Regions from separate parts of the Homo sapiens genome. Here region 1 is linked to region 2. Evidence: read pairs that join two places in POLR2A ChIA-PET (ENCODE). Cell type or tissue: Panc1. All regions are shown on one strand. Each heading gives the region's core, and the rest is flanking DNA. Links, peaks and the distances in the headings are about the cores only. Region 1 has its middle 48 kb from the start of ADCY9. Region 2 holds the start of LOC124903633 (a long non-coding RNA gene).

Region 1 (15,341 bases), core at 4,760-12,759, 170 kb after region 2:
CACTAATTACAATAGCAAAGACTTGGAACCAACACAAATGCCCATCAATGATAGACTGGATAAAGAAAATGTGGCACATATACACCATGGAATACTATGCAGCCATAAAAAAGGATGAGTTCATGTCCTTTGCAGGGACACAGATGAAGCTGGAAACCATCATTCTCAGCAAACTAACACAGGAACAGAAAACTGCACACCACGTGTTCTCACTCATAAATGGGAGTTGAACAATGAGAACACATAGACACAGTGAGGGAAACATCACATACCAGGGCCTGTTGGGGGGTGGGGGGCTAAGGGAGGGATAGCATTAGGAGAAATACCTAATGTAGATGACAGGTTGATGGGTGCAGCAAACCACCATGGCACATGTATACCTATGTAACAAACCTGCACGTTCTGCACATGTATCCCAGAACTTAAAGTATAATAACTTTTTTTTAAAAAAAGCCTTTTTTTTTTTTTTGAGACAGATTCTCTCTCTTTCACCAAGGCTGTAGTGCAGTGGCACGATCTCGGCTCACTGCAAACTCTGCCTCCCAGGTTCAAGCAATTCTCCTGTCTCAGCCTCCTGAGTATCTGGGACTACAGGTGCACGCTACCACACCCAGCTAAGAGATAAAAACTTTGAAGAAGGTAGGCAGAGGAAAATGCAGCACAGAAAAGAGCCAACGAATCCAGCTTCCCAGATGACAGAGTGTTGCAGTACAACAGGTCTTACTCAGCTAGGCAAAGAGCTGAGAGAGCAAAGGGAATCCAATCAGATGGAACCATATATTTTTTTCTTTTTTTGAGACAGTCTCACTCTGTCGCCCAGGCTGGAGTGCAGTGCAATGATCATAGCTCACAGCAACCTTGAACTTCTGGACTCAAGCAATCCTCCCACCTCAGCCTCCTGGGTAGCTAGGACTACAGACGCATGTGCCTGGATAATTTTTTTTTAGTTTTTATTTTTTTGTAGAGACAAGGTCTTGGACCTTGGAACCATGTTTACCAAATGGAGGCTAGAGGAGATATGGGGAACTATGGACTAATTGGGTATGACCAGAACAGAGGTCAGAGGCTGGGATAAGTTGTTTCTGATTACAAAGTGGAGACAATTGCTGCATAGCTGCTTCTTGGACTCTTTCTTGGTCAAATAAAAGGGCCAGCCCAGGCACGGTGGCTCACGCCTGTCATCCCAGCACTTTGGGAGGCCGAAGTGGGCGGATCACCTGAGGTCAGGAGTTTGAGACCAGCCTGGCCAACATGGTGAAACCCCATCTCTACTAAAAATACAAAAATTAGCTGGGCATGGTGGCGTGCGCCTGTAATCCCAGCTACTCAGGAGCCTGAGGCAGGAGAATCGCTTAAACCCAGGAGGTGGAGACTGCAGTGAGCCTAGATCGCACCACTGCACTCCAGCCTGGGTGACAAAGTGAGACTTCATCTCAAAGAAAAAAAAAAAGGCAAATAAAGGGGCCAATGCAGGGAGGTTCATGGCAAAGACAGGGAAGGCTCTGGGGACATCTTTCCTACATAACCTGAATCTATGTTCATCGTCATGAAAAGAAGCTCCAGGTGGAAAAAAAAAACACTGGGCTGAGCACCTCTGCCCCTGTTTCTCCTGGGTGACAACTTGCCTGGAATTTCTCTCCCTTTGAATGTCAGTGCCACTACCGGGGACACCTCCGTGTGCATTGCTCCCGTCACACCCTGCGCCAAGAGGCAACAAAACCCTTTCATTGCCACCCTCATGAGTAAAATAAAGAGAAAGAGATTCCCGCCCTGGGAACAGCCTAATTTCTCCAGCTGGTTTCTGGTCTGAGACATTGTCAGATGGTTTGTATTCCAAATGAAATGAACGAGCCAACTGTATTATCATAGTGGCATGCAGAAAATAGCCACATCTTTGAGACAGCATTACCCATGGATACTAACTGGATGATGTTTGGTCACAAGGGTGAGAAAATCTGGAGATGAAAAGAAGATGCCAGCCTGGGCAACATAGTGAGACCCCATCTCCATAAAAATAAACAAAACATTAGTCAGGCGTTGTAGTGCACGCCTGTAGTCCCAGCTACTCAGGAGGCGGAGGTTGGAGGATTACTTGAGCCCAGGAGGTCAATGTTGCAGTGAGCTATGACTGCACCACTGCACTCCAGCCTGGGTGACAGAGCAATAAATACCCTGTCTCAAAAAAAGAAGAAGGAGAAGGAGAAGAAGGAGGAGAAGAAAGAGGAAGGAAGGAAGGAAGGAAGGAGAAAGAAAAAGAAAGAAAAGGAAAGAAAGAGAAAGAAAGAAAGTGAAAGAAAAGAAAGAAAGAAAGAGGAAAGAAAGAAAGAAAGAAAAAGAAAAGGAGAGAAAAAGAAGGTGGAGTTGGGCCAGGCGCAGTGGCTCACATCTGTAATCCCAGCACTCTGGGAGGCCGAGGTGGGTGGATCACTTGAGGTCCGGAGTTCAAGACCAGCCTGGCCAAGGTGGTTAAACCCCACCTCTACTAAAAATACAAAAATTAGCCAGGCGTCATGGCATGGGCCTGTAGTCCCAGCTACTCAGGAGGCTGAGGCAGGAGAATCGCTTGAACCCGGGAGGCAGAGGTAGCACCACTGCACTCCAGCCAGGGCGACAGAGCGAGACAGCATCTCAAAAAAAACAGAAGAAGAAGAAGAAGGAGGAGGAGGAGGAGGAGGAGGAGAAGGAGAAGGAGAAGAAGAAGTTGGAGAGGAGAGGGGATGGAGTATCTCCCCTTTGCACAAGGACTGAGTTACAGGCCAGACTTTCCAAGACTATGTAGAGCTCTCTAGGACTCCTGACTTCAGAGAATAAGATCAGGGCTGTGGCAGAGGAACAGTCTAAGAGGCCGAGGGGACAGAATCGCCCACCTTGTAGCCCAGGGATCGAACCCCTTTAAACCACTGACCTTGTCCCTATGCAGATCTGGGCCAAGGACTGTGTGTAGGCAGAGGAGGCCCGTAGTTCAGACCAAGGGGAAGATTTTGCAAACTTGTTCTTAACTGTCACTACTTATGTGCAAGGATTCTGAAGCTTGACAAGCAGCATTGTTTCCTCCCTGAGCAATCAGAAATCAATAAAAGCAGAACTCTCTGTACTTAGGAGATCTGCGTTGGTGTGGGCCGACACGCAGCAGAACATGGCGGAGCGGGTGGGCAAAGTGATGGAGAGCCCTAGCCACGTTCCAGATGGTGCAGGAAGGGTGTTGCAGCTGAGCACAAACAGGGGAGAAAGCTGCTCCAACAAAAACCGCCGGAGCCACATGTGGGGAAAGTCAGACATTTGCGGTGCACGTGGACGGAGGCCCTCTGGAGAGGGCTGCGGTTGGTATCCGTCATCCCCGCTCCTCATCAGCAGCTGATGCTCTGGCGACAGAGGCTGTTGGCTGGGCTAGATTGGACGCGTGGAGCTTAAATGAAGCTGCCCAGGCAAGGGAGCTAGAAGCTCTGGCTCTGCTGCTAATTGGCCATGAACCTAGGGCCAGTTATTTCTTGTCTCTGGATTCATTTCCTCATTTTGTTTTTTGGGGTGTTTGTTGGTTTTGAGATGGACTCTCACTCTGTTGCCCAGGCTGGAGTTCAGTGGCGTGATCTTGGCTCACTGCAACCTCTGCCTCCTGGCTTCAAGTGATTCTCATGCCTCAGCCTCCCGAGTAGCTGGGACTACGGGCATGTGCCACCACACCCAGCTGATTTTTGTATTTGTAGTACAAATGGGGTTTCACCATGTTGACCAGGATGGTCTTGATCTCTTGACCTCGTGATCTGCCCACCTTGGCTTCCCAAAGTGCTGGGATTACAGGTGTGATCTACTGTGCCCGGCCTAATTTTTGTATTTTTAGTAGAGACAGGGTTTCTCCACGTTGGCCAGGCTGGTCTTGAACTCCTGACCTCAGGTGATCCACTGGCCTCAGCCTCTCAAACTGCTGGGATTACAGGCATGAGCCATGGCACCCAGCCATTTCCTCATTTTGAAAAGGACAGAGAGGAGGTGTGAAGGGGCGATGTTCTCTTCGGTAACACCTGAGGTCTCTGGTGGTATCACTGTTGGAAAGGGGCCTTGACACCCTCCACCCCAAACTCTACTAAAATGTGCTTCTAGCAACTCTAAACTTAAATCATTTGTGATCTTTCCTCTAGCTTTATTAGTCACTGATCTTTCTCACTGGGCCAGGAAATAAGCTTGCAAGGGGGCACTCCTCCAGATTTCCCAAGGAGAGTACCTCTCGGTTGTAAATTCACCAAAAATGTGGAACATCCCCTCCTACTGGGTAAAGTTGGCCAATGAAGTGGCAACCTTTGCTACCATCACTGCTACTGTTTTAGGTCTATTTTCCAAGAAAAAGCATATTAAACCAGTTTTATTGAGACATTACAGAACATAAAATTCACCCATTTAAAGTGTACAATTCAATGGTTTTTAGTATGTTCCTAGAATTGTATAGCCATCACCATCACCATCTAATTCACTACATTTTACTATTTCCAGAAAGAGGCCCTGCCCATTACTAGTCACTCTCATTTTGCCCCAGCCCTAGGCAACCACCAATCTACTTCCTCTCTCTAGAGATGTAAAACATAGCATTTTGCCCCGTTAGGGACATTTCCTACAACTACGTATAGCATCATCATATAGCACTGACTAATCAAGAACTCATGACCCATATATAAATAGCCAACAAAAACATGAAAATGTGCTCAACATCACCGATCATTAGGGAAATGCAAATCGAAAACTACAATGAGATACCATCTTGCATCCATCCGGGTGGCTACTGTCAAAAAAAACAGAAAATAACGAGTGTTGGCCAGGATGTGGAGAAATCGGAACCCTTGTACATTGTTGGTGGAAATGTAAAATAGTGCAGCTGCTGTGAAAAAAAGCATGGTGGTTCCTCGAAAAACTAATAATGGAACTATTTATCAGCGATTCCACTTCCGGGTATATACCCAAAAGAATGGAAAGCAGGGCCTCTAGGAGGTATCTGTATACCCTGTCCCTAGCATTATTCTCAATAGCCAACTGTCCATCAACCCAACTGTCCATCCACAGATGAATGAATAAACAAAATGTGGTCTATACATACAAAAAAAATTCTTTTATTTTTTATTTTTTTGGCCAACATGGTAAAACCCCATCTCTACTAAAAAGTAAAGAATTTTTTTTTTTTTTTTTTTTTTGAGGCAGAGTCTCGCTCTGTCGCCCTGGCTAGAGTGCAGTGGCACGATCTCGGCTCACTGCAACCTCTACCTCCCAGGTTCAAGGAATTCTCCCACCTCGGCCTCCTGAGTAGCTGGATCACAGGCATCTGCCACCACGCCTGGCTAATTTTTATACTTTTAGTAGAGACGGGGTTTCACCATGTTGGCCAAGCTGGTCTCAAACTCCTGAACTCAAGTGATCCGCCCACCTCAGCCTCCTAAACTGCTGGGATTACAGGCGTGAGCCACCACGCCTGGCCAAAAAGTAAAGAAATTCTGTGGCCAGGCGTGGGGGCTCATGCCTGCAATCCCAGCACTTTGGGAGGCCAAGGCAGGCGGATCACTTGAGCTTAGGAGTTCAAGACCAGCATCCTGGGCAACAAAGTGAGACCTTGTCTCTAGAAAAAATACAAAAATTAACTGGGCACGGTGGTGCACACCTGTAGTCCCAGCTACTCAAGAGGCTGAGGTAGGAGGATGGCTTGAGCCTGAGGGACAGAGGTTCCAGTGAGCCAAGATCACACCACTGCACTCCATCCTGGGCGAAAGAGCCAGACCCTGTCTCAAAAAATAACCAAAAAAGAAACAAACAGGCTGGGCACCGTAGCTCACGCCTGTAATCCCAGCACTTTGGGAGGCCGAGGCGGGTGGATTACCCGAGGTCAGGAGTTTGAGACCAGCCTGATCAACATGGTGAAACCCTGTCTCTCCTAAAAATACAAAAATTAGCCGGGCGTGGTGGCGCATGCCGGTAGTCCCAGCTATTCGGGAGGCTGAGGCAGAAGAATCGCTTGAACCCAGGGGGCAGAGGTTGCAGTGAGCCGAGATTGCGCCATTGCACTCCAGCCAGGACACTAAGAGCAAAACTCCGTCTCAAAACAAACAAACAAACAAAAAGCAAGGAAATTCTAGCTGGGTATGGTGGTGCACACCTGTAGTCCCAGCTACTGGGATGGCTGAGGTAGGAGAATAGCTTAAGGCCAGGAGTTCAAGGCCAGCCTGGGCAACACAACACATGCTACAACGTGCATGAACCTTGAGGACATTATCTTAAATGAAATAAGACAATGCTGTATGATTCCATTTGTATGACTCTAGTTACCTAGAAGAGTCAGATTCCTAGAGACTGAAAGTAGGATGGTGATTGCCAAAGAGGAGGATGGGGAGTTATTGTTAATTTTATTTTATTTTTGAGACAGGGTCTCACTTTATCACCCAGGCTGGAGTGAAGTGGTACAATCACATCTCATTGCAGCCTCAGCCTCCTGGGTCCAAGCGATCCTCCCACCTCAGCCTCCCAAGTAGCTCAGACTATAGGCATGTGCCACCACACTTGGCTAATTATAGACTTTTTGTAGAGACGAGGTCTCACTATGTTACCCAAGCTGATCTTGAACTCCTGAGCTCAAGGGATCCTCCTGCCTCAACCTCCCAGCTGTGCAGCACGCGGCTGAGTTATGGTTTAATGGGTAGAGAGTTTCAGTTTTACAAGATGAAAAGAGTTCTGAAGACAGATTGGTGATGGTTACACATCAATGTGAATGTTGTTACTACCATTTAGCTATACACTTTAAAATGCTTGAGTTAGTAAATTTTTTTGTTTTTTTGGTTTTTCTTTTTTGTTTTTGTGAGACAGAGTCTTACTCTGTCACCCAGGCTGGAGTACAGTGGCACAATCTCGGCTCACTGCAACCTCTGCCTCCCAGGTTCAAGCGATTCCTCTGCCTTAGCCTCCTGAGTAGCTGGGCCTACAGGCGTGCACCACCACACCCAGCCGAGTTAGTAAGTTTTATGTCATGTGTACTTTATTATAATTTAAAACAAAAAACCTGGCTGGGTGTGGTGGCTCACACCTGTAATCTCAGCACTTTGGGAGGCTGAGGTGGGTGGATCACCTGAGGTCAGGAGTTCGAGACCAGCCTGGCCAATATGACAAAACCCCGTCTCTACTAAAAATACAAAATTAGCTGGGCATGGTGGTTCATGCCTGTAATCCTAGCTACTCAGGAGGCTGAAGCAGGAGAATTGCCTGAACCCGGGAGGCAGAGGTTGCAGGTAGCCGAGATTGCACCACTGCACTCCAGCCTGGGCAACAGAACGAAACTCTGTTTCAAAAATAAAATAAAATAAAACAAAAAATCTCATGACCCACATCAAAAGGTGTAGGCAAGGGGTGCCTTTCTTATGACACATAAAACGCCCACTTTTTTTCCTTTTAAAAATACAAATATAACTTTTTATTAAACAGCTAAACATAGACAACATTAGCAAAATGCTTTTTAAAGAAATATTATTCACAGAATATGCTTTAAAAAAATTAACATTCAAGCACAATTTGATCTTTTCTCATTAACTCTTCACTAATATCAAACAGGCGTAATCATTTTTGTAAGACTATTTTCTGAATGCTTAAGCGCAAAGAAGAATGCCAAGTACATAAATGTGCATTAATTCATCTACTCTTCCTGACACCAGGAAGTAGATTTTAATATGATACTTATCCCATTTCTCAGAATTAGAACTGAGAGTTAGAGATATTAAAGAACTTGCCCAAAGCCACAAACCCGGTGTCAGAGTTGAGACCCAATCTAGTCTTCTGACTCCAGAATCGATGCTGTCTTATTAAAAGACGACGGTTCTCAAGGAACATGAAAACAGCCATTCTCTCATCAGTTAGGGGCCTGTTTAAACAAATCCACCCCAAAAAGCTTTTTCTTAGCATTCTCTACTAATAGCTTGCAAACTGTCTTCCAAAAATAATTTTTAAGTCTGCATCCTTTACAACAACAACAACAAAAAACCTTCAAACAATTCAGTGTAAGGACCTTTTTTTAGTAGAATGTGGTTTTGGAGCAGAAGCAGACGATGAGTTCTTGGCCAAATCTTACATCTTTTAAGGCCTCTTCTATAAAATCGGACAACTCAGAAGTGATAAGGACCAGAAACACGCCAGGTCCATGTTTTTTACATGGCCCTTCCAGACATAGATCCCGCCTCCGCCACCATCTCTACAGAGTCGTCTAGTTCCTTCTGAGATAGAAAGGTCATCCCAACAGCAATGATTCTGGTTTAGCAGGGGGGATATTTGAAGCAGGTCCCTTTGGAGGAAGTGGGCCCCTCCTACAAGCCAAGCTTTCAACAGCCGGAGTTTGTGTTTTGCGACTCCAAACTGATCACCGTTGACTGTACTAACGTTGGTTCTCCAGGACACATTTGGAAATGAGACAAACAGATCCTCACTGAGTCTTCGCTGGTCTCCTGATCTATTTTTTTTTTTTTTTTTTTTTTGAGATGGTCTTGCTCCATCACCCAGGCTGGAGTGCATTGGCACAATCACTGCTCACTGCAGCCTCTGACTTCCCAGGCTCAAGCAATCCTCCCACCTCAGCCTCTCGAGTAGCTGGAACTACAGGCATGTGCCACCATGCTTAGCTAAATTTTTTGTATTTTTTGTAGAGGTGGGGTCTCACTATGTTGCCCAGGCTGGTCTCAAATTCCTGGGCTCAAATGATCCTCCCACCACGGCCTCCCAAAGTGCTTGGATGAGCCATGAGCCACCACACCCGGCCTTGGCTGTTCTCTTGAATGAAGGGGATTACAAACTGGGGGTCTCAGGCTGGCCCTTTCTTGCCTTCTGGGTGGTCTGGAAGCAGGGACAGCCACTCTGCACAGAGTGCACGTCGCAGCAAGCACACTGAGGGGATGCCTGGCTTCTTGATGGCTTTCCTCTTCCTACTTAAAGTCCCTTCCTGAGACACAGTTGTATTCCCGGCCTTAGATCTCATATGTCCCTGAATCTTTTAAATAAATTATTCTCTTTGGCTTAAACTACTTCCAGATCATTGGGGTACATGTCATAAGAGAATCCTAACTGATACACTATTAAATTCATTTCTTCATGACTTGTATGACCACTGAAGTTAATTTGTCCTATTGTAGTCCAGATTCAAAGAAGAGGAAAGAATCTCCAGACAAGTGTGGCCCACCAGCATGAAGAGGAAAGCTCTCCAAGCCATGAGGACCAAAAATGAGCCCCATCCTCCTATGCTCCTCTAGAAAATGTGCAACAACAAAATATATAAAATATAGTTTGGTTGCCAAAGAGAGGTCAAATGTTGAACTATGACAGTGATGGCATTCAAATGCATTCATCTTTAATGCTGCATCTGTCTACAAAAACGAAAACAAAGCAAGTAAAGCTCCTTGGTTAAAAATAGTGCTTTTTAATTGGCTGGGCCCAGTGGCTCACATTTGTAATCCCAGCACTTTGGGAGGGCAAGGCAAGCGGATCACCTGAGGTCAGGAGTTCGAGACCAGCCTGGCCAACATGGTGAAACCCCGTCTCTACTAAAATATTAAAATTAGCCAGGTGTGGTGGCACACGCCTGTAATCCTCATCTACTCAGGAGGCAGGAGAATCGCTTGAACAACAACAAAAAAAAATAGTGCTTTTTAAAGCAAACAGGTAAGGGCAAGGGAAAGGACATTGACTGGGAGGCAAGGAGTAAACTTAAAGGGAAAACAGCATCCCACAGATGTGCCCTTGAGGTTGACGCCAAGCCAGAAAGGGTGGTTCCCTACAATTCATCTGGACCCCTAGGAAGGGGCAAAAGTTCAGAAATCCTAAGCTTTAATATAAGGGAGAAGGAAGAGTGGAGGGCAGGGAGTCATTTTCTTTTTTTTCTTTTTTTTAAAATTATTATTTTTTTTTGAGACACAGTCTCGCTCTGCTGCCAAGGCTGGAGCGCAGTGGCGTGATATCAGTGCACCACAACCTCTGCCTCCCGGGTTCAAGCAATTCTCCTGCCTCAGCCTCCCAAGTAGCTGGGAATGCAGGCATGCACCACCACACCCAGCTAATTTTTGTATTCTTAGTAGATATGGGGTTTCACCATGTTGGTCAGGCTGGTCTGGAACTCCTGACCTCAACTGATCTACCCGCTTCGGCCTCCCAAAGTGCTGGGATTACAGGCCTGAGCCACCGCGCCTGGCCCATTTTCTTAGATTAAGAAGCAACACCTCCCATGGTCCAAGCCAGCCGCCTCACACTCCGTAAATAAACCATGCTGATTCAAACCCAAATGGCTTTGCTCAGCTCTCACCAAGCCTGGAAGATCTTCCCTTCTCCTGTCTACTTAATCCAGTCCCAGCCATCCCTTAACACCTAGTATAAAAGGTTCCTTCCTCGCTGTCATCTCTCTGATGTCCCTCTCAACCAGATTCCCACAGCACAGAGAATCACAGCTGGAATGGCCCTGATGGAAAGCATCCAACTTGGCCATCCCTCCTGCTGAAGCTCTTGATTATGTGTCTGATGTCGACTGTTGTGTTGAGATGGGCAAGAACAGAACCACAAAGAAGTTCCCTCCTCCTCTGAGTGATCAAGCCCCAGCCATCTGGAGAAACCAAGGTGAAAAAGTGACTGAGAAGCGTGTCAACAGATAAATTACCCAACTTAGCAAGCCACACTCGCAGATCGGGGTCTTGTCTTTACAGAGATCCCATATTTTCCATGAAACCACCTTTATTATCATCACCTGTTGGAAACAGAATGGGTAAAGAGAGATAGGGAAGGAAAAATATGAATGACCAATGATCTAATTTGCAGCAGATAGGCCCAGGAACAGCTGCGGAGGTGCCATGACTGCTCACAGCCCCACCGACATTGCAGTGTGACCGTCTGCGTGAGCTCCTAGGCAGCGTCCAAAAAGTCAACCCGACCTGCACATGGATGCTGCCCGGAACATTTGGCCAAGAGGGGTCTCTGTATTCAGCTCCAGATGCTGACATTGGCTGGTGGTGATTCTGACCCCCTCACCCTCACCCCATTTGGATTTTAACACGTGCAGGGTCTCAGCTGTTCTTAGGCCTCAAAACAGTAACCAGGAGTCAAGGCATAAAGCTGGGTGGCCCTGACGGCTCCTTGCTGATGGAACTGACTTCTCTGAAGACAAAAGACATGGATTAACAAAGCCTGAGGATACAGAATATTTGAAATCCACACAGAAACTTGGTGCCCTTCCTGTCACCACGGAATTAGCCCTGGGATTTACAGTCATGCACTGCATACTGATGTTTTAGTCAATGATGAACTGCGTATGCAACGGTGTTTTTTTTTTCCTGAGACAGGGTCTCACTCTGTCACCCAGGCTGGAGTGGGAATGCAGTGTGGCACACTCTCAGTTCAATGCAGCCTCGACCTCCCAAGGCTCAAGCAATCCTCCCACCTCGATCTCCCGAGTAGCTAAGACTATAGGCATGCATCACCATGCCCAGCTAATTTGTGTATTTTTGTAGAGACAGGGGTCTCACTATGTTGCCCAGGCTGGTCTCAAACTCCTGGACTCAAGCAATCTGCCCATCCCAGCCTCCCAAAGTGCTGGGATTACAGGCATAAGCCACCACGCCCAGCCTGCAACAGTGGCTCTATAAGCTTATAATACAGTATCTTTACCGTACCTTTTCTATGTTTAGATGTGTTCAGATACACAAATACATACCATTACATTACAATTGCCTACAGTACTCAGCACCGTAGCCTGCTGTACAGGTTTGTATTGCTTGCCATATAGCATCGGTGTGTAGTAGGCTGTGCCATCTAGGTTTGTGTAAGAACACTTTGTGATGCTTGTACAATGATTAAATCACCTAAGGATGCATTTCTTAGAACATACGTATTCCCATCATTAAGCGATGCATGACTATATTTCTATTAATGATCCTGCCATCTTCTTCCCCATCCTCTAGACTTGCTGATCATCTTGGATTCCACTTTTTTTTTTTTTTTTTTTTTTGAGACGGAGTCTCACTCTCGCTCAGGCTGGAGTGTAGTAGTGAGATCTCGACTCACTGCAACCGTCACCTCCCGGGTTCAAGCAATTCTCCTGCCTCAGCCTCCCGAGTAGGTGGGACTACAGTTGCACACCACCACGCCTGGCTAATTTTTGTATTTTTAGTAGAGACGGGGTTTCGCCATGTTGACAAGACTGGTCTCAAACTCCTGACCTCAGGTGATCCACCCACCTCAGCCTCCCAAAGTGCTGGGATTACAGGCGTGAGCTACCATGCCCAGCCGAAATTTTCTTTTCAAAAAACAGACTGTTTTCTCCAGGTGGTAACAGAAGAGCAAGTCAGGTACTTAAAATAGGAGGGGGATTTGATGCACTGTTGCTAGATTGGAAATGGAGGGGCCACAAGGAAAGGACCAGAGAGTGGCCTCTAGGAGTGGAGAGCAGCACCCAGCAGACAGCCAGCAGGGAAACGGGGGCCTCAACCTACAGCTGAAAGGATGGAATCGCCCCCACCTCCATGAGCTTGGAAGTGGGTTCTTTCCTGGAACTTCTGGATGAGTGCCTGGCCCCCTCACACCTTGATTTCAGCCTTTCCAGGTCCTGAGCGGGGGGCCTGGTAGAGCCTGCCTGGACTTCTGACCTATGGAACTGTGAGATGATAAATGGATGCTGGTTTATGCTGCCACATTGTGTGGTCATTTGTTACGCAGCAACAGAAAACTAATACAGTCTCCTAACTGGGGCCAGTTACCAAAAGAAGACATTTCGGCGGCAGAGGGGAGTCTCCATGACTAACTTTGTCTTCTTCACACATCTCCTCCCCGTCTAGAAAGCCTTCCTAGCCCCAGTGGGTACCGTCCTCTGTTGCTGGGTATCTCCCACTCCCTTGGCCCTGGGCAAACACTGCCTGTCGGCGGGAATTCCCTGCTCCTCTATGACTTCACCTTCTTCTTCTTCTCCAAAGCATTCAACACAGAGCAAGCACACAATAAATATTTGCTGATTCAGCCATTTTCTTTCAGCTCCTATGACCAGCAGGACCAATGAAGGGGTTCAAAAACTGCCTGGCCACAGGCAGACAGAGAGCCTTTCCCCTCAGACTCTGGCTTCATGGCTTCCCAGGATTCACAAAGCGCCTGGATGGTAACATGCCATTTCCGAAGCTTGGCCTTTTTTTTTTTTCATTTTCTTTTTCTTTTTTTTTTTGAGGCAGAGTCTCACTCTGTCGCCCAGGCTGGAGTACAGTGGCGTGATCTTGGCTCACTGCAACCTCTGCCTCCCGGGTTCAAGGAATTCTCCCGTCTCAGTCTCCCGAGTAGCTGGGACTACAGGTGCATGCCGCCTTGTCCGGCTACTTTTTTGTATTTTAGTAGGGACGGGGTTTCACCTTGTTGCCCAGGCTGCTCGTGAACTCCTGAGCTCAGGCAATCCACCCGCCTCGACCTTCCAAAGTGCTGGGATTACAGGCTTGTCCACCACGCCCGCTCAGCCGCTTGGCCTTTGATTAATACTGGCTAGTCATGCTTTCAAGCTCCATTTCTGTGAATTATGTCCTGGGTTTTTAGGCTGATGTGCAACTGACTTTGTAAAACAAAGGAAGTGAGAATGAGGTCTCACAAATGCATTACTTGTATTTGTTCAACAACAAACTTATCCTGAATATCTGTTGTGTCCATGCACCAAGCTCAACCCTGGAGACAGAGAAAAAAACTAGAGTGACCCTTACTGTAGAGCTTTAATCAAAGTACCCCCTGATCACAGAGGTCACTGCAGTCTGTGGCAGTTTGGAAACGAGGAGACCAAATTTCCTCAAGTCAGACAAATGAGTGACAACAGAATCAGGTCTTCTCCAGGCAGACAGTGGGTGGGGTTCCCTTCTGTGTTCTTCCCTGCCCCCATGACTCTGGGCCTGTCTTCTGTGCCCCACCCTGGACCTCAATAACATGTATATGATGTCACTGTCTAGATGTGCAACAGCCTTGGCAAATTTCATCCAGAGCCCTCAAACACAGATTAAAAAACAAATCTAGGCCAGGCACAGTGGCTCATGCCTGTAATCCCAGCACTTTGGGAGGCCAAGGCAGGTGGATCACTTCAGGCCGAGATTTTGAGACCAGCCTGGGCAACATGGTGAAACTCTGTTTCTACTAAAAATACAAAAATTAGCCAGGTGGGGTGGCAGGTGCCTGTAATCCCAGTTACTCAAGAGGCTGAGGCACAAGAATCTCTTGAACCTGGGAGGTGGAAGTTGCAGTGAGCCAAGATTACGCCACTGCACTACAGCCTGGGCAACAGCACAAGACTCTTTCTTAAAAATAAATAAATTAATTAAAAATAAATCCATAGCATTTGCACAGACCCTTATAATTTACAAGGCAGTGTCATATTAATTCTCAGTTAACCCTCCTAAGTAGCCTAACAAGTTAGGTGGCGTAGAGATTATTATCTCCATTTTACAAATAAGAAAACTGAGGCTCAGAGACTAGAAGCGATTTACCCAAGTCACACAGTGTTCTTCTCTTTTTACCATTTGGATCTAGTCTTGGGACTAGATGGGAATTCAAATGGAGATTGGCCAAGCTCAAGCCGACCTTAGTAGCTGATGATCTGAGAGCTTTCAAAGAACTCACATCTTTCTTATCTCACTTGGTTCTCAGAACAATCTCATAGGATTAACAAAGCAAATATAATGTCACCAGAGATTGGATCAGAATTAGTCCCCAATTCTGATTCCAATGCTCTTTCCATACACTAGGGGAGGCCTTCCCACCACTCATACTCTACTGCTGCTCCTTTAGTCTTAAAGGGTCAAAACCAAAAGAAGATCGACACCCTTCTTTTGTGTGTCCACACAAGTCCTACTTAAAATGACTTTTAATATCACTATGTGCTCCCCTGCCAAAAACTGGCCCTACAAACAGCCCTTCTCCCTTCTGGTTTTAGGATTACTTTACTGTCACCCACCCAAGCGGGAGTGCAGTGGGGCCATCATAGCTCAATGCAGCCTCAACCTCCTGGGTAAAGGGATCCTCCCACCTCAGCCTCCTAAGTAGCTAGAACTACAGGCACGTACCACCACATCCAGGTTTGTTTTGTTTTGTTTTGTTTTTGAGACAAGAGTCTCACTCTGTCGCCCAGGCTGGAGTGCAGTGGTGTGATCTTGGCTTACTGCAATCTCCGCCTCCTGGGTTCCAGCGATTCTCCTGCCTCAGCCTCCTGAGTAGCTGGAATTACAGGCACGTGCCACCACACCCAGCTAATTTGTGTATTTTTAGTAGAGATGGGGTTTCACCATGTTGGTCAGGCTGGTCTCAAACTCCTGACCTCGTGATCCACCTGCCTCAGCTTCCCA
Region 2 (15,117 bases), core at 7,118-15,117:
AGGAGGAGGAACAGGTCTTGGCTGAGTCCAAGGACCCCTGGGCCATGGTGGGGCCACATGGGGAGGTGAAGAGAAGGTGTGGGGTCCTCGTGGGGAGACAGTCCTTCTCTCAAGCTTGCTGCCAGGGAGCTGGGGATAGGCCTGCTGTCCCTGCCTCAGGAGAGGCTGGGCGGGGGCCGCTGTTGTGACTGAACAGCAAAAAAGCCTCTGGCACAGAGCCCCCCGCCCCCAGCCTTCGGGCCTGAACACCTACCATGCCTCTCCCTCTTGGCTGCGTGGTGTGGCCAGGCGAGGGAACGCTCACTCTCCAGCCATTCCCCACATGGACGCAGGCACAGCCTCACCCTTTTAGGGTCCTGGACAGCCCTGGCTTCCTGATATTTAAAGGATAATGAAGACTTTGGAATACTTCCAAGAATAACCACAAATATGCAGAATACAGAGGCCCTAGGAGGGGGGACAGAGGGAACCAAGTTCCCAGTCAGCAGCGGGAAAGATGTGAGGTTGGAGGGGGCCTTCATGCTGGTCCCTGAGACTGCAGGGATCTGAAAATGAGACCTCACGCCTGCTGGGGCAGAGCAGAGAGGGTGATGCAGGAAGCCTCCTGGAGGCAACGGGCGGGGCCTGGGCCAGTCACTGAGGAGGCGCCTGGCTTTCCTCCTGTACAGGAAAGGGATGGGGTGCCCGTATACCCCACAGCGCAGGTTCCCGTCAACCTGGGGTCCTCAACACGGCCCTCAGAGGGGCCAGGGAAGCCTTTCAGGGTCTGGGCCTCTCCCAGGCTTGACGATTCCTGGTAAATGGAACCAAATCCCACCACAGGCCTGTTCAGGGGTGCAGCAGCCACCACCTTCACCAGATCCTTGGGGAGTATGTCTGTGCAGGCAGTTCCAGCGCACCTCACCCCAGCCCTCGGCAGTCTACACCGGGGTTGCCCTCAATGCTTTAGAATTGGGTCTGAAGGAGCAGGGAATAATAGCTAAAGGGTGAAAGTAAAAAGGAATGGAGACAATGCTGGCCTCAGAGCCCTCAAGACGCTACAGCTACCCACATTAGAGGAAAACCTGGGGGTGGACCAGGGAAGGCAGACCTGGGGGAGTGACTGCCCATGAGGATGGGTTTCTTTTTGGGGTGATGGAGGTGCCCGATAGTTACATAGTGGTGATATTCATACAATTCTTCAAATTTGCTAAAAATCACTGAGTTGTCCACTTGAATGAGTTTATTGTATATAAATCATGTCACAATAAAGCAGATCTTCTTTTTTTTCTTTTTTGAGATGGAGTTTTGCTCGTCACCCAGAATGGAGTGCAATGGTGCGATCTCAGCTCACTGCAATCTCCACCTCCTGGGTTCAAGTTGATTCTCCTGCCTCAGCCTCCCGAGTAGCTGGGGTTACACGTGCCCACAACCAAGAATGGCTATTTTTTTTTTTTTGGTATTTTTTAGTAGAGATGAGGTTTCACCATGCTGTCCAGGCTGGTCTCGAACTCCCAGCCTCAGGTGATCCACCTGCCTTGGCCTCCCAAAGTGCTGGGATTACAGGCATGAGCCACCATGCCCAGCCTAAAGCTGATCTTTTTAAAGAGGAAAAACAAACCAACCAGGGGCCTGAGGATGTCTGGTTTGGGTTCTGGGGAAGTGGACCCTGAAAGGGTTTGCAGGCGACGGCTCCTTTGGGAGGGGTCCCCAGAAGCACAGGAGGGCACTGAGGCAGGAGGGGAGGCTGTGCCAGGAAGAGGGCTGCTCGCTGGGGGTGATGGGGCATGAGCCCACAGGGAGTTCTGGGAAACACTGAGCACACGCCACAGACAGCATGGCCCATGGCGGCCTCGGAGGAAGCTGAAAGGGTCCTGGGTACAGTGCAGGTGGGAAGGAGGGGGCAGGAATCCCAGCCTGCCCACCCCAGATGGGAGAAGCCAGCATTCCGGCGCCTCACGCCAGACTCAAAGCCATTCATTTCTGCCCTGGGATGTTGGATAAGGGCAGCAGACGCTCAAGGTCAGGGCTGCCTCCCCATGTCTGTTTGAAGCCCAGCTCCGGGGCACCGTTGCTAGTGGGACTCTGCTAGGCCGGCAGCCATCCTGTTGAGGGTGACAGGACCACCCAAGGGGCTTGTGGTGCCCAGGACGGGGACCACACAGGGCCACCTTCCTGCTCAGGAATACAGAGCCGCTGCGAGCCCCCTCAGGGAGCCAGGCTGGTCCCGAGGGCCCAGCTTTCCCAAGACGCACCTGTGGTCTATTCGGAGCCTCTGTCCCCTTTAAAATGAGCTGTCTTTTTATTATCAGGCTATGTGTGCTCTTTATCCATTCTAGATGTTAGACCTTGTCCGAGGCCTGATCTGCAAGTGTTCCCTCCCGTTCTGTGGGTTCTTTCTCTTTCTTGATGGTGTTCTTTGTAGCGCAACAGCTTAACTTCTGAGGAAGTTGGGCTTGTCTATTCTTTCTTCTGTTGGCGTCACATCCAAGAGACCACTGCCTGAGGCAAGTGCGTGGAGATGCTGTTTGGCTCCGGTACTCTGAAGAGGCGCCTGCTGTCCCAGGCCCACTACCCCCGCTCATGTCTTTTCCTTTCCTTCCTCCAGATTGTTTCCTATCTTCTCACCTTCTCCTTTGCAGTCTCTGAACCTGGAAATCTGGGGACAAGCTGGCAGCGGTTGGGGCTGTGGAGGCACCGCCCCCTCCAGCGAGGTGGTCCCCCCGCATCTGGGCCAACGTCAGGGAGGGAGGATGCTGGGGCACAGGGCTCGGGGAGGACACGGGGACCCATCTCCAGAAATCAGCCAGCAGGGACAGCTGGCTGGGGACCAGTCCAACCGCTCAGCCATAAGCCATGGAGCCAGAAGAGGGAGCTAACGGCTCAGAGCTGGAGACCCAGTCCACGCGGCGCTTACCTGATGGACACCGCGAGGGACAGCACCTCCAGCAGCAGGGCTGCACTGAAGACCGCCAGGGCGGCGGGCGGGGGAGGCACGGTGGCCGCCTCGTACTTCAGGAAGCAGGTGGTGGACAGCGTCAGAAACACTGTGGTCGACAGAAACACATCCAGGAGGGAGCTGAAGGTGGGACTAGCAAACGTCTTCACGGGGGAGTTCTTTATGACCTGTGTGGAGCAGGAGTGGAGCAGAATGACTGGGAGGCCATGGGCGGCCAGGAGCGCAGTTCAGATGGAGAAACAGGCAACACGTGCGGAGCACTGCTGCTCTGGGCCAGGCACAGGGCAGGAAGGCTCTCGGAGGGCTGTCTCCCTCTACTACCCCATTTAACACTGGGGAGTCCAAGGCACAGAGAAGTTAAACTTGCCCAGGGGGCTGGGCACGGTGGCTCACGCCTGTAATCCCGACACTTTGGGAGGCTGACGTAGGAGGGTCGCTGGAGCCCAGGAGTTCCCGGCCAGCGTAACACAGTGAGACTCCATCTCTACAAAAAACTTTAAAATTAGCCAGGCATGGCAGTGCGTGAGTGTGGTCCCAGCTACTCAGGAGGATGACGCAGGAGGATTGTGTGAGCCCAGGAGTTTCAGGCCGCAGTGAGCTATAATCATGCCACTGCACTCCAGCCTGGGCAACATAGCGAGACCCCGTCTACCAAAAAATAAAATAATTAGCTGGGCATAGTGGTTTGTGCCTGTAGTCCCAGGTACTTGGGATCTGAGGTGGGAGGATTGCTTGAGCCCAGGAGTTTGAAGCCGCAGTGAACTATGATCACACCACTGCAGAATTATACCGTTTCCGAAAACAAAAAAACACAAAAAAAACCCTGCCAGGGTCACAGAGCAACTGATTATGACCCAGCACATTCTCATAGACACATTATATATTTAGCTGCAAGATGAGTTACTGACTGGCGCAGGTGAGGTCCCTGCATCTGTAAGGCAGTTGGACGAGAGCAATGTGCAGGGCGGTCCTGCTGCATGGCGGAGTCCTAGGTTCAGCAGGTGCGAAAGCGGGGCTTCGTGGCGGAAGTGGCCGACGGGGATTTAAGTGGCACATCATCGCCTGGGAACCTACGGGGCCTGGCTCTGTGCTGGGGGCCAGTACACTAGAGAGGCACACACTAGTGTTCGGCAATTGAGGGGGAGAAATAACGATGCTGACACGTCCAAGAGGTGACCAGGCCCAGGCCCTGCAAGGCTCTGGGGAGGTGCGATCTCCATTGACGCTCACGGCACCCCACAGGCAGGAACTACCACCCATCTCGGTGTACAGATTGGGAGGCCAAGGCCAGGGGCTACCCCTAGGGCACACAGCGAACAAGGAGCCAGGCCAGGACTTGGCATGGACCGGTTGACTCCTGAGTGTGTCCCTAACCTAGAGGAAGGTGTAGGATCCAAAGGCAGAGGCTGTGGTTGGGAGAGGAAGGGATGTAGCCAGTTCAGCTGCTTTCCATTTGGCCTTGCAACCTTCTGGCAACCCCTGAGAGGCCATGGGTGTCCACTCAGCATCCCGGCCAGGCTCGGGGCTGAGGGCAGGAGCTGGAGACGCACGGAGCGGAAAGGTCTCCTGGCAGCCCTGGGTGCGGTGTGCGTTCTTTGGGACAAACCAGCTCCGGGTGCCTCGACCACTCCCAGGAACTAGGTGGGAGGGCAGGAGGGGCACTTGGACGGTGGGAGCAAGGCTGCCAGTCAGCCCTGATGCCAGGCTGGACCCTGCCAGGGCAACCTGGGGGTTAGGGTTTGGTTCCAAATTCTCTCCAAGGAAGCTGGAGGCTCTGTAGTGCCCAAAAGGGCAAGTCAGGTCCCAGCCCTGGAATCCCCTCAGAAGGTGTGGGAATTTCTTTTTTTTCATTTTTCTTTTCTTTTCCTTTTTTTTTTTTTTTTTTTTGAGATGGGATCTGGCTGTCGCCAGGCTGGAGTGCAGTGGCGCGATCTTGGCTCACTGCAACCTCCGCCTCCCAGGTTCAAGCAATTCTCCTGCCTCAGCCTCTGGAGTAGCTGGGAGGACAGGCACCCGCCACCACGCCCAGCTAATTTTTGTATGATTAGTAGAGATGGGATTTCACCAAGTTGGCTAGGATGGTCTCTATCTCGACCTCGTGATCTGCCTGCCTCGGCCTCCCAAAGTGCTGGGATTACAGGCCTGAGCCACTGTACCCGGCCAGGTGTAGGAATTTCAGGGGCGACACTGCCCATGCCCACTCACCTTGGCAGAGGCCCACGCACGTCCCCTTTCTGTGGGGCTCCATCTAGTGCCCGTCAGGGGTTCGAGTCAGGGCCGGGTGCATGCATGTGATGTCCCTGAGACATCACTGCCTTGCCCACATGTGAGGCCGGAAGGTTTCCACGTGGGCTGCCGTCCTTCTGAGAGCCCACACCTCCCACCTTCCAAGCCAAGGGCTCGGGTACAGGGCCTTTCCTGATTGGGGCTGCCATCTCCTCTGTAGAACTGCCCCATCCATGGACGCTGCCAGAGGCCCCGCTCCTCCCTCCACCTCCCTTGCAGTCTCTCCTGCCTGCCCTGCTACTTGCCAGAGACACCTGTCCCTGCCACAGCCTCCCCCTCTGGGCCACCCCTGGCCCTGATGCCAGAGGCTCCCAGGCCCATCTGCCCCACCCCTGTGCATCCCGGGAGTGCCACCTGTCCCAGTCCCACTGAGAACGACGCTCCCCCACATCATGACACTCTTTCGCCCTCTCTCCCCATGGGCGAAACCCAGGGACAGTGCCACTGGCTGCCAGGGCACCGTGGGCCAGGCTCCGCCCTGCTCACTACCCACATCCCAGGGCCTCCGGGTGCGGCCGTCCCACCATCATCAGAGCACAGGCTCTGCAGCCGGGCTGTCTGGGCTCAAGGCCACTCCACCATGATTAGCTATGATACCCACGCGTCCATGCCTCAGTCTCTTTATCCAAAACCAGGGATAAACCAGTACTTGCACCTTGTGGGCGGTGGGATGCTCGGCTAAGAACGCACCCACGTGGAGCCCCCAGCACAATGAGTCCCCAAACGCGGGCCAGCTGGGAGGCTCCCTTGTCCTGGCATCTCTCCTTTCCTCCCCACCGGGACCCTGTGGCCACCTGCCCTGAGTTTCGGTAACAGCCTCCCACCTGTCATGTGGCCTCCTGTCTTGTCCACACTCTTATCACCCTCCGAAACTCAGCTGATACATGTTTGTTTTTTTTCTTTTTTTGAGACGGAGTTTCACTCTTCTTGCCCAGGCCGGAGTGCAATAGTGCAACGGCATGGTCTCGGCTCACTGCAACCTCCGCCTCCCGGGTTCAGGCGATTTTCCTGTCTCAGCTTCCCAAGTAGCTGGGATTACAGGCGCCCGCCACCATACCTGGCTAAGTTTTGTATTTTTAGTAGAGACGGGGTTTCACTATGTTGGCCAGGCTGGTCTCGAACTCCTGACCTCAGGTGATCTGCCCGCCTCAGCCTCCCAAAGTGCTGGGATTACAGGCATGAGCCACCGCGCCCGGCCATGTTTTTCTTCTTTTTGTTGGAAGAGACAGGGTCTCACTATGTTGCCCAGGCTGGTCTATCTACTGGCCTCAAGTGATCCTCCTGCCTCAGCTTCCTGAGTAATTGGGATTACAGGTGTGAGCTGTGTGATCTTTGTAACACAACCTGTTCCAGATCCTTCAACAGCTCCCCATGGCCTGTGGCATAAAGTCCATGGCATGGGAGCCGTGACCTGGCCCCTGCCACGTCCTGCCACTCCTGCCCCACCCTGCCCCGGATGCGCCTGCAACTCCCTGGACGAACCAGGCTCTTTGGTATCTCTAACGTTTGTGGGTGCTGGCCCCACTCTCCAGAATGTTCCCTCATCCCACATTCCATTAATTCCTAGTCCCCCCACTGAGGCAGGCTCAGGAGTTCCCCCCTTGGAGCCCCCAGCCTGGGCTTGGTGCCTCGCCGTGTGCTGGGAGGGCACTCGCAGACCTCCAGCTCCGGATGTTGTTTCTAATTCCTGCTCCCCATCAGGCCACGTCTTTCCCCCTTCCCCAGCACCAAGAACAGTCCCTGGCAGAGCAGAGGCTGAGCGTACATTTGGTGCCTGGAGGAAGGCATGGCAAAGGTGTCTGCTGTTTGGGAGGCTCAGCAGTGCAGGGCGAGAAGCGGCCCGGACGCCTGGTTTGGCAGCCAGACCACTCGTGTCCGACCCCGGCTATGGGACCACAGCCACCTGTTCAGCCTTGCTCAGCGTCAGCTCTTTGGTAAAAGGAGGATAATCATCAGCTTCCCTACAGCATTGCTATGAGCATTAAATGAGACGATATTTTGCCTTACGGGCCACCAACCAGCCAACTGCCAACTTGCAAGTCCACTCCGGGAGCCATGTCTGGGACATTAACGGATATTCACTGTCCCTTGGAGGCTGACGGAAGGGGGCACCTCCCACCCCACGAGGCATGAACTGGCTCTACTGGGCTCACCAGGGTCTCTCTAGAGCCCAAGCCAGGACACCACGGAGTTTAATGAAGACCTGCTGGAGGAACCAAGGGAATCAGAGTGAGAAATCCCTTTTGTTCCGGGTGGGGAGGGCATCCACTCTTGACTTGGGAACACTCAGAGGTTAGGTTTGGGCCCAGAGGAGAGAATGCAGTCTGGAAGCCGCCAGGATTCAAACCAGGCTCTAGGTTCTTGTATTATTCCTTCCAGCAACCCCCTAAGGAGCACTTGTGAGCGCTGGGACTCTGCTGGAGGCTGTGAGGAGGGGCTGGAGGAGAGAGATGGGTGTTGGGACTGTGCTGGAGGCTGTAAGGAGGGGCTGGAGGAGAGAGACGGGGGTCCTACCTCACAGAGCTGAGCATCTAGGGAGGGAGGAACACGAATCCAGAACCACACACGGAAAGATTCCAAAATGGGGCACACACGGAGAAGGAAGTGTATGAAGGGAAGTACAATCCAGTCTGCAGTCGGGGAGAGCTTCTTGGAGGAAGTGGGATTGGGTGATGGGCTGAGAAGTCAAGTACAAGGGGTTAAGGCGGTGGGGGCGGGAGAGGGAACATGGAGCCGGAGTTAGAGAGAGAGGTGAAGGCCTCCTGGGCCCTTCTCAGGGGAAGAAAGCAGGGAGGGCAACAGAGAAGAGTCTCACCCAAGACTCCAGGACAGGTGGGACGGGGGCTCTTCCAGGGCAGGTCGGTGGGGAGTTCCCTTCCAGGGCAGGTGGGGGGTTCCCTTCCAGGGCAGGTGTGGGGGATTCCCTTCCAGGGCAGGTGTGGGGGGTTCCCTTCCAGGGCAGGTGTCGGGGTTCCTTTCCAGGGCAGGTGGGGAGGGGTTCCTTTCCAGGGCAGGTGGGGGACCCCTTCCATGGCAGGTGGGGGGGGTTCCTTTACCAGGGCAGGTGTGGGGGCCCCTTCCAAGGCAGGTGGGGGGGTTTCCTTCCAGGGCAGGTTGGGGGTTTCCTTTCAGGACAGGTTGTGGTGGGGGGGCCCCTTCCAAGGCTGGGGATAGCCTGGAGATGCCACGGCAGAGGAAAGGGGCTAGTAATGGCGAGGCTGCGCTTTAAGACAAAGGACTAAAGAAAGGGTTTTTTTCCTCCTTTGCAAAGAGACATTTCATGTACAGTTGCCACTTAGGGTTTACAGAGTGTGGGAAATCAATGTTCGCCTTCGTGTTCCCATCCCTTGGTAAAGCACAAAACTAACAGTGAATGACCATGTGAGAACAACAAACACATTCTTTAGTAAAAGCGCAAGGAGAAATGAACGCACCTCTTCCTGATAGCTGGTCCTGTAGGATCGCTCCAGCTCCTGATCCAGGAAGTTCAGGCTGAACTGATTAATGGGCGGCTTAAAAAAGTAATCTTTCATCAGGCTAGAAGACACAACAAATGCAGTCGATCAATACCCAGCACCATAACTGTGCCAATGTTTTCAGATCATAATTAGCTACCAAAACGCTGCTCATTAGGTATATTACAACAGCTGCGTCTAAAAGCGCCTGTGGAACAGACGCCACTCAGCTGCCCCTTGTTAAAACAGATCTGTGGAAAGTCCTTCGCACCTCAAAGCATAATCATATTTTGTGTTTCACCTTCGTTAAAGAATGACCATCCACCATGATTATAGCACACATCATCAGAACCTTGGTTTTTTGGGGTTTTTTTTTTTTGAGGCAAGGTCTCACTCTGTCGCCCAGGCTGGAGTGCAATGGCGCAGCGATCTTGGCTCACTGCAATCTCCGCCTCCCAGGTTCAAGCAATTCTCCTGCCTCAGCCTCCTGAGTAGCTGGGATTACAGGCGCCTGCCACCGCACCCAGCTAATTTTTGTATTTTTTAGCAGACGCGGGGTTTCACCATGTTGGTCAGGCTGGTCTCGAACTCCTGGGCTCAAGAGATCCACCCATCTCGGCCTCCCAAAGTGCTGGGATGACAGCGTGAGCTGCTGAGGCTTGTTTTTGAAAACACATTCCTAATGTCTAGGATTAGGAGAAGATGAAGGCAGCTTTTCTGTTCTTTGAAACAATCTTTTGTGAAGAACACGCAGATCACTGTGCTGAGAGTACTTACATGGATTTGGAGGCTTCAAACGAAAACATAATTCAGAACCGGCGGTCCTGTCATTCAGAGCACTGACAGTAATTGCCACCGTAAAAGCTAACAGGTTGTTATCACAAAATTGTGTTTATAGTTAGCGTAATTTTGGTGCTATTGTCACATATGCAGATTGCATGTGAAACCTGCAGAATGATAAAGCTCAGTGATTTTAATAGCAGGGAAATCAACCCCGCTTTCCATGACTCTTTCATTCATTTATGAATTGCCAGCAAATAGTAATATCCTTTCTATACTGCAGAAAATTACTAGAAACTAAGGGAACGTTAACATGATTTCAGAAAGCAAATATAGCTGTGTTAGCCTCTCTCCCTCATACAGTGACTATCAGAAGTAAATTAGACGAGGCTGGGCGCGGTGGCTCATCCTTGTAATCCCCAGACCTTTGGGAGGCCGAGGCAAGCGGATCACCTGAGGTCAGGAGCTCGGGACCAGCCTGGCCAACATGGTGAACCCCCGTTTCTACAAAAAATACAAAAATTAGCCAGGCCTGGTGGCAGGTGCCTGTAATCCCAGCTACTCGGGTGGCTAAGGCAGGAGAATCACTTGAACCTGGGAGATGGAGGTTGCAATGAGCCAAGATGGCGCCACTGCATTACAGCCTGGGTGACACAGCAAGACTATGTCTCAAAAAAAAAAAAAAAGAGTAAATCAGGTGAAATATGTCAAGTGCCTCATGTGCCCCCCACACAAAGTACGGCTCATCACGTGTGTTCCTTCCTGTCCTTGCAGCACGGCGGACACTCTCCTTTCTGTGACAGGTATCCAGTAACTTCCAACATTCTCAGACTCAGAAGAGAAATAATTCTGTCCCAGGACACTGACCCTCTCTCCTCCCCTGACTCAGGGAGTGTGGACTGAGGGAAGAGCAACCACGCAGCTGCAGAGAGGATGTGCACAAGGCCACATTTTAGCAGTCAAGTGGCAGAAGCGACACTGCTATTAGCTGTGCTGCTCCATTTATTTCTTATTTGTTTTTTGAGATGGAGACTCGCTCTGTTGCCCAGGCTGGAGTTGCAGTGCTGCGATCTCAGCTCATTGCAGCCTCTGCCTCCTGGGTTCAAGCGATTCTCCTACCTCAGCCTCCTGAGTAGCTGGGATGACAGGCACCCGCCACCACGCCCAGCTAATTTTTGTACTTTTAGTAGAGACGGGGTTTCACCTTGTTGGCCAGGCTGGTCTTGAACCCCTGACTTCAGGTGATCTACCTGCCTCGGCCTCCCAAAGTGTTGGGATTATAGGCGTGAGCCACAGCGCCTGGCTGAAAATCACCCTTTGAGGCATTATAGTGAAGACAGAGGCAAGAATCATCAATGAATGTTAAATCTAGGGAATTCTGATGGGGAATGAAATATGTACAAGATCTTCAAGTATTTTCTCACAGATTGCTTATTAGTCATAAGAGGAATATAATAACCCTAGATGAGACAACCCGGCACCACCTTGCCTAATTAATCAAAATTAGTATCACTAATGAGGAACAGACGGGCACTGCGTGTCCCTGGAGAGGACACCCTGAGGAGGACACGGCATCCCTTCTGCAGTCTCTGCCTGGCCAGAGGGAGAGCCTGAATCTAACCAATCCAACTTCAGGAATATTTGATAAAAGGACTGGACCTGTATTTTTCAAAAATGTTACCATTAGGCCAGGCACAGGCTCACACCTGTAATCCCAGCACTTTAGGAGGCCGAGGCGGGCAGATCACCTGAGGCCAAGAGTTCGAGACCCGCCTGGCCAACATGTTAAAAACCCATCTCTACTAAAAACACAAAAATTAGCTGGGCATGGTTGTGTATGCCTGTAGTCCCAGCTACTTGAGAGACCTAGGCAGGAGAATTACTTGAACCTGGGAGGTGGAGGTTGCAGTGAGCCGAGATTGAGCCACTGCACTCCAGCCTGGGCAACACAGCAAGACCTAGTCCTTATAAAAAAAAAAAAAAAAAAAAAAAAAGCCAGGCGTGGTGGCTCACGCCTATAATCCCAGCACTCTGGGAGGGTGGGGTAGGTGGATCACCCGAGGTCAGGAGTATGGAGACCAGCCTGGCCAACATGATGAAACTCCATCTCTACTAAAAATACAAAACCTAGCCAGGCATGGTGGTGGGTGCCAGTAACCCCAGCTACTTGGGAGGCTGAGGCAGGAGCATCGTTTGAACCTGGGAGATAGAGGCTGCAGTGAGCCAAGATCGCGCCACTGCACTGCAGCCTGGATGACAGAGCGAGACTCAGTCTTAAAGAAAAGAAAAGAAAAAGGCAGAGAGGCTTCTGCCTGCAACCTTTGCTTTTTCCCAGACAGCCCCAGTCGTACCTGTCTTCTTTGATAACGTCCACAAAGTGGGCGTCCGTTTTCTCCCGGATGTTCTTGAACCTCAGCGGAAGGAGAGCCGACTGGTCCAGGCTCACCCCTGCCCACCTTCCCTTCTCCTGCAAGATCTCACACAGAGAAGTCTGACTGTTGGTGAGCTTCTCCTCTTGGGGAGGGCTGAGGAGCCCGTTCTGAGTTTTGGGATTAGGTCCTCCAGAAGCCTGCCTCGAGACAAAGAGGACGCAGACACGGGAAGTGAAGTGGCACCGGGCACTGGGCACACACGCCTGTCCCACCCCGACCTCCGCTGCGGGGCGCTGCTGCACTGGGCGTGGGACTTTCTGACCTGCGAGGAACCCCCACCCCCCTGCGCCTACAGACCTGCTCCAATCCCAGCCCTGACTGCCCGTCTGCTCCTTCCTGTTACCCAACAGTGCCCAGTGGTAACGCTGGGTGTTCAGGCTGCCAGGACATTGAGACATGGGAAGAGTCGGTGCGGAGGTGGAGGGGAAGGGAGGAAAGTGAGGAGCCGAGGCCCCCAGAGTCTGCTTAGGCCAGAACCACGGTTCTGGGAGCAGGGTGCATGGGTCGGGGGTCCAGGAGAAGTATGACGAGGGGTCCAGGGCTGTCAGGGCACAGGCAAGGTGGATGGAAACGGGCTCGTGTCGTGGGTGTCCCCCGTGGCTGTGGGAAGGCATGGGATGACCTGCACCTGCAATCCTTTGGCAGATGGAGAGCAGATGGAGGACGAGAGCCCGCGCCCCAGGTGAGTCGCCTGCATGAGCCCCCGCCGACAGGCTCTCGCGGGTGGGCTGAGTCCTGGCCCTGGTGTCCAAGTCTGGTTTTCCTGAAAGCCTTCCTGCCACCGGCCCTAACTCCCAACCTCTCTCTTCACCCAGCCTTTCTCGCCGTGAAGACCCCCTCTTGTCTCTGCCCGTCTATATTCTCTCATAAACTGAGTCCAGCTTCCAGTACCACAAATCCCCTCCCGGCACTCGAATCCACGCATTTTAAACCCTTATTGGCCTTTAAAGGAATCCCGCCCAGCTCAGCCCCTGAGCGCTGGTTTCCACGTGGGTTGCTGCTGACCCTCCCTCGAGCTCCCTGCCGGTCTCTTCAACACCCGGAGGACCCGCGGGTGCGGAGTGCTGTTACCCAAGAGGAGTTACTCTCAGAACTAAGAAGTCGACAAGACAGGAATGTCACCTTGGGTGGATGCGCCAGGAGAGGAACTGACAGGAACAACAGCCATGAGCTTGTTACCTTGGTGCTGTTTTTATGCTCGTCTTGGCAGCCGTTTTGAGGTGCTCCTCCCTCGGCGCCGGCTTCAGATTTGGGAGCAAATGTGATTCCGCACGAAGGGCAGGTCTAGAAGAAAAACACAGACTGTGGGGACACACCCAGAAACCGCGACTGCCACCCTGAATTCAGGCAGGTCCGCTGTTGCCATCTGCCGTCACGCAGCATGGTGGTGAGCAAGGGGAAGGCACACAGAACCGCTCGGGGATGAGCTGAAAGCCAACGGGCAAAGTGACAGTGGAAACACACAGAAACCCGGGCACGAACGCAACAGGACCCAAAAATGGAACCGGGAATGTTCACTGACTGAACAATGGATCAACAAACTGTGGTCTATTCGAACAATGGGATATTACTCAGCCACGAAAAAGACGGAAGCACTGACGCCTGCCACAGCATGGTGAACCTCGAAAACATTATGCTCGGGGAGGGAAGCCAGACACAGCACAGATATTACGTGATCCCGTCTATGTGAAATATTCAGAAAAGGTGAATCCTTGGAGGGAGAAGGCAGATTCCTGGCTGCCAGGCGGGACCGGGGGCAGGAAGGGGGAGTGGCTGCTAAGGGGCGTGGGGTTTGCTACGATTCGAATGTTTGTGCCCCCTCAAAAGTCAGACGCTGAAATCCTAATTCCCAAGGGGATGGCATTGGGGGGCAAAGCCTTGGGAGGTAATTAGGTCATGGGGGACAAGCCTTCAAAATAGGATTAGTGCCCTCATAAAAGAGGCCCCAGAGGAATCCCTCGTCCCTTCGCCCTGGGAGAAGGCACCATCTGTGAAGCAGGAACGGGTCCTCACTGGACACTGAATCTTCCGGGACCTTGATCTCGGACTTCCCAGCCTCCAGAACCCTGAGAAATACATTTCTGTTGTTTAAAAGCCACCTGGTTTGTGGTATTTCAACAGGGTTTCTCTTTGGGATGATAAAAATGTTCTGAAATTGATCACGGTGATGGTTGCACAACCTTGCTAAATATACTAAAAACCACTGAACTGTACACTTTAAAAAGATCGATTTTTAAATATTTTTTGAGATGGAGTTTCACTCTTGTCACCCAGGCTGGAGTACAGTGTCACGATCTTGGCTCACTGCAACGTCCACCTCCTGGGTTCAAGCGATTCTCCTGCCTCAGCCTCCTGAGTAGCTGCGATTACAGGTGCCTGCCACCACGCCCGGCTACTTGTTTTGTGTTTTTAGTAGAAACGGGGTTTCGCCATGTTGGCCAGGCTGGTCTTGAACTCCTGACCTCAGGTGATCCACCCGTCTTGGCCTCCCAAAGTGCTGGGATTACAAGCATGAGCCACTGTGCCTGGCCAAAAAGATCGATTTTATAGTATGTGAATTATATCTCAACAAAGCTGTTATTAAGTAAAGAAACTGGCCACCAACTATGCGAGGACACAAATCCAAGGTTCTTAAGCTCCGTGTGATGGTGAGCTAGTCTCATAAGATGGGCTGAATAATCAAAGGTACACGATTTCCAGATCTAGGCGTACTTAAAAGTTTATAGGAATTAATGGACCTAGAAAAGAGAAGGCAAGATTTAATACAGGTACCCTAAAAAGAGCAAAGCCTTTATTTCTCATAAACTAGGATTCAAACCCTAGTCAAGTACTTACTAGTTTGGAGACTCTGTTCAAATCACTTTACCTCAGTTCCCTCATCTATAAACAAAGAGTGAAGATATGTTGCTAAGAATTAAATGAAATTGGCTGGGTGTGGCGGCTGTAATCCCAGCACTTTGGGAAGCTGGGGTGGGAGGATGGCTTGAGTCCAGGAATTTGAGGCCAGCCTGGGCAACATGGCAAAACCCTGCCTCAACAAAAAGCATAAAAATTAGCCTGGCCTGGTGGCATGTGCCTGTAGTCCCAGCTACTTGTGGGGCTGAGGTGGGAGGGCTGCTTGAGTCTGGGAGGTCAAGGCCGCAGTGAGCTTTGATGGTGCCACTGCACTCCAGCCTGGGGCAAAAGAGAAAGACCCTGTCTTAAAAAAATAATAATTAAATGAAAT

The links. ChIA-PET counts read pairs that join two places held together with the same protein. Peaks named below come from ENCODE experiments on the same cell type or tissue, not always from the same donor. Only the 100,000 strongest peaks of a DNase experiment are listed, where the experiment ranks them.
Region 1: POLR2A ChIA-PET joins it to region 2 with 21 read pairs; 4 of 35 experiments call an interaction of 5 or more read pairs at or near these places.

Annotation. Positions count from the first base shown.
Region 1 is chr16:4,156,627-4,171,967 of GRCh38, forward strand. No RefSeq gene overlaps it. Among named protein-coding and RNA genes, the nearest start is that of ADCY9, 48 kb to the left of the region's middle. In Panc1, for the core only: no CTCF peak of the experiment used is centred there; no DNase peak of the experiment used is centred there.
Region 2 is chr16:3,980,336-3,995,452 of GRCh38, forward strand. ADCY9 (adenylate cyclase 9) reads right to left here. Exons shown (of 11, transcript NM_001116.4): 4 at 13,071-13,175; 5 at 11,811-12,028; 6 at 8,659-8,761; 7 at 2,897-3,105. It overlaps LOC124903633 (a long non-coding RNA gene), which reads left to right and starts at 11,795. Exons shown (of 2, transcript XR_007064956.1): 1 at 11,795-12,573; 2 at 12,707-13,989. RefSeq lists enhancers at 1,590-2,113, 2,114-2,636, 6,907-7,406. In Panc1, for the core only: no CTCF peak of the experiment used is centred there; no DNase peak of the experiment used is centred there.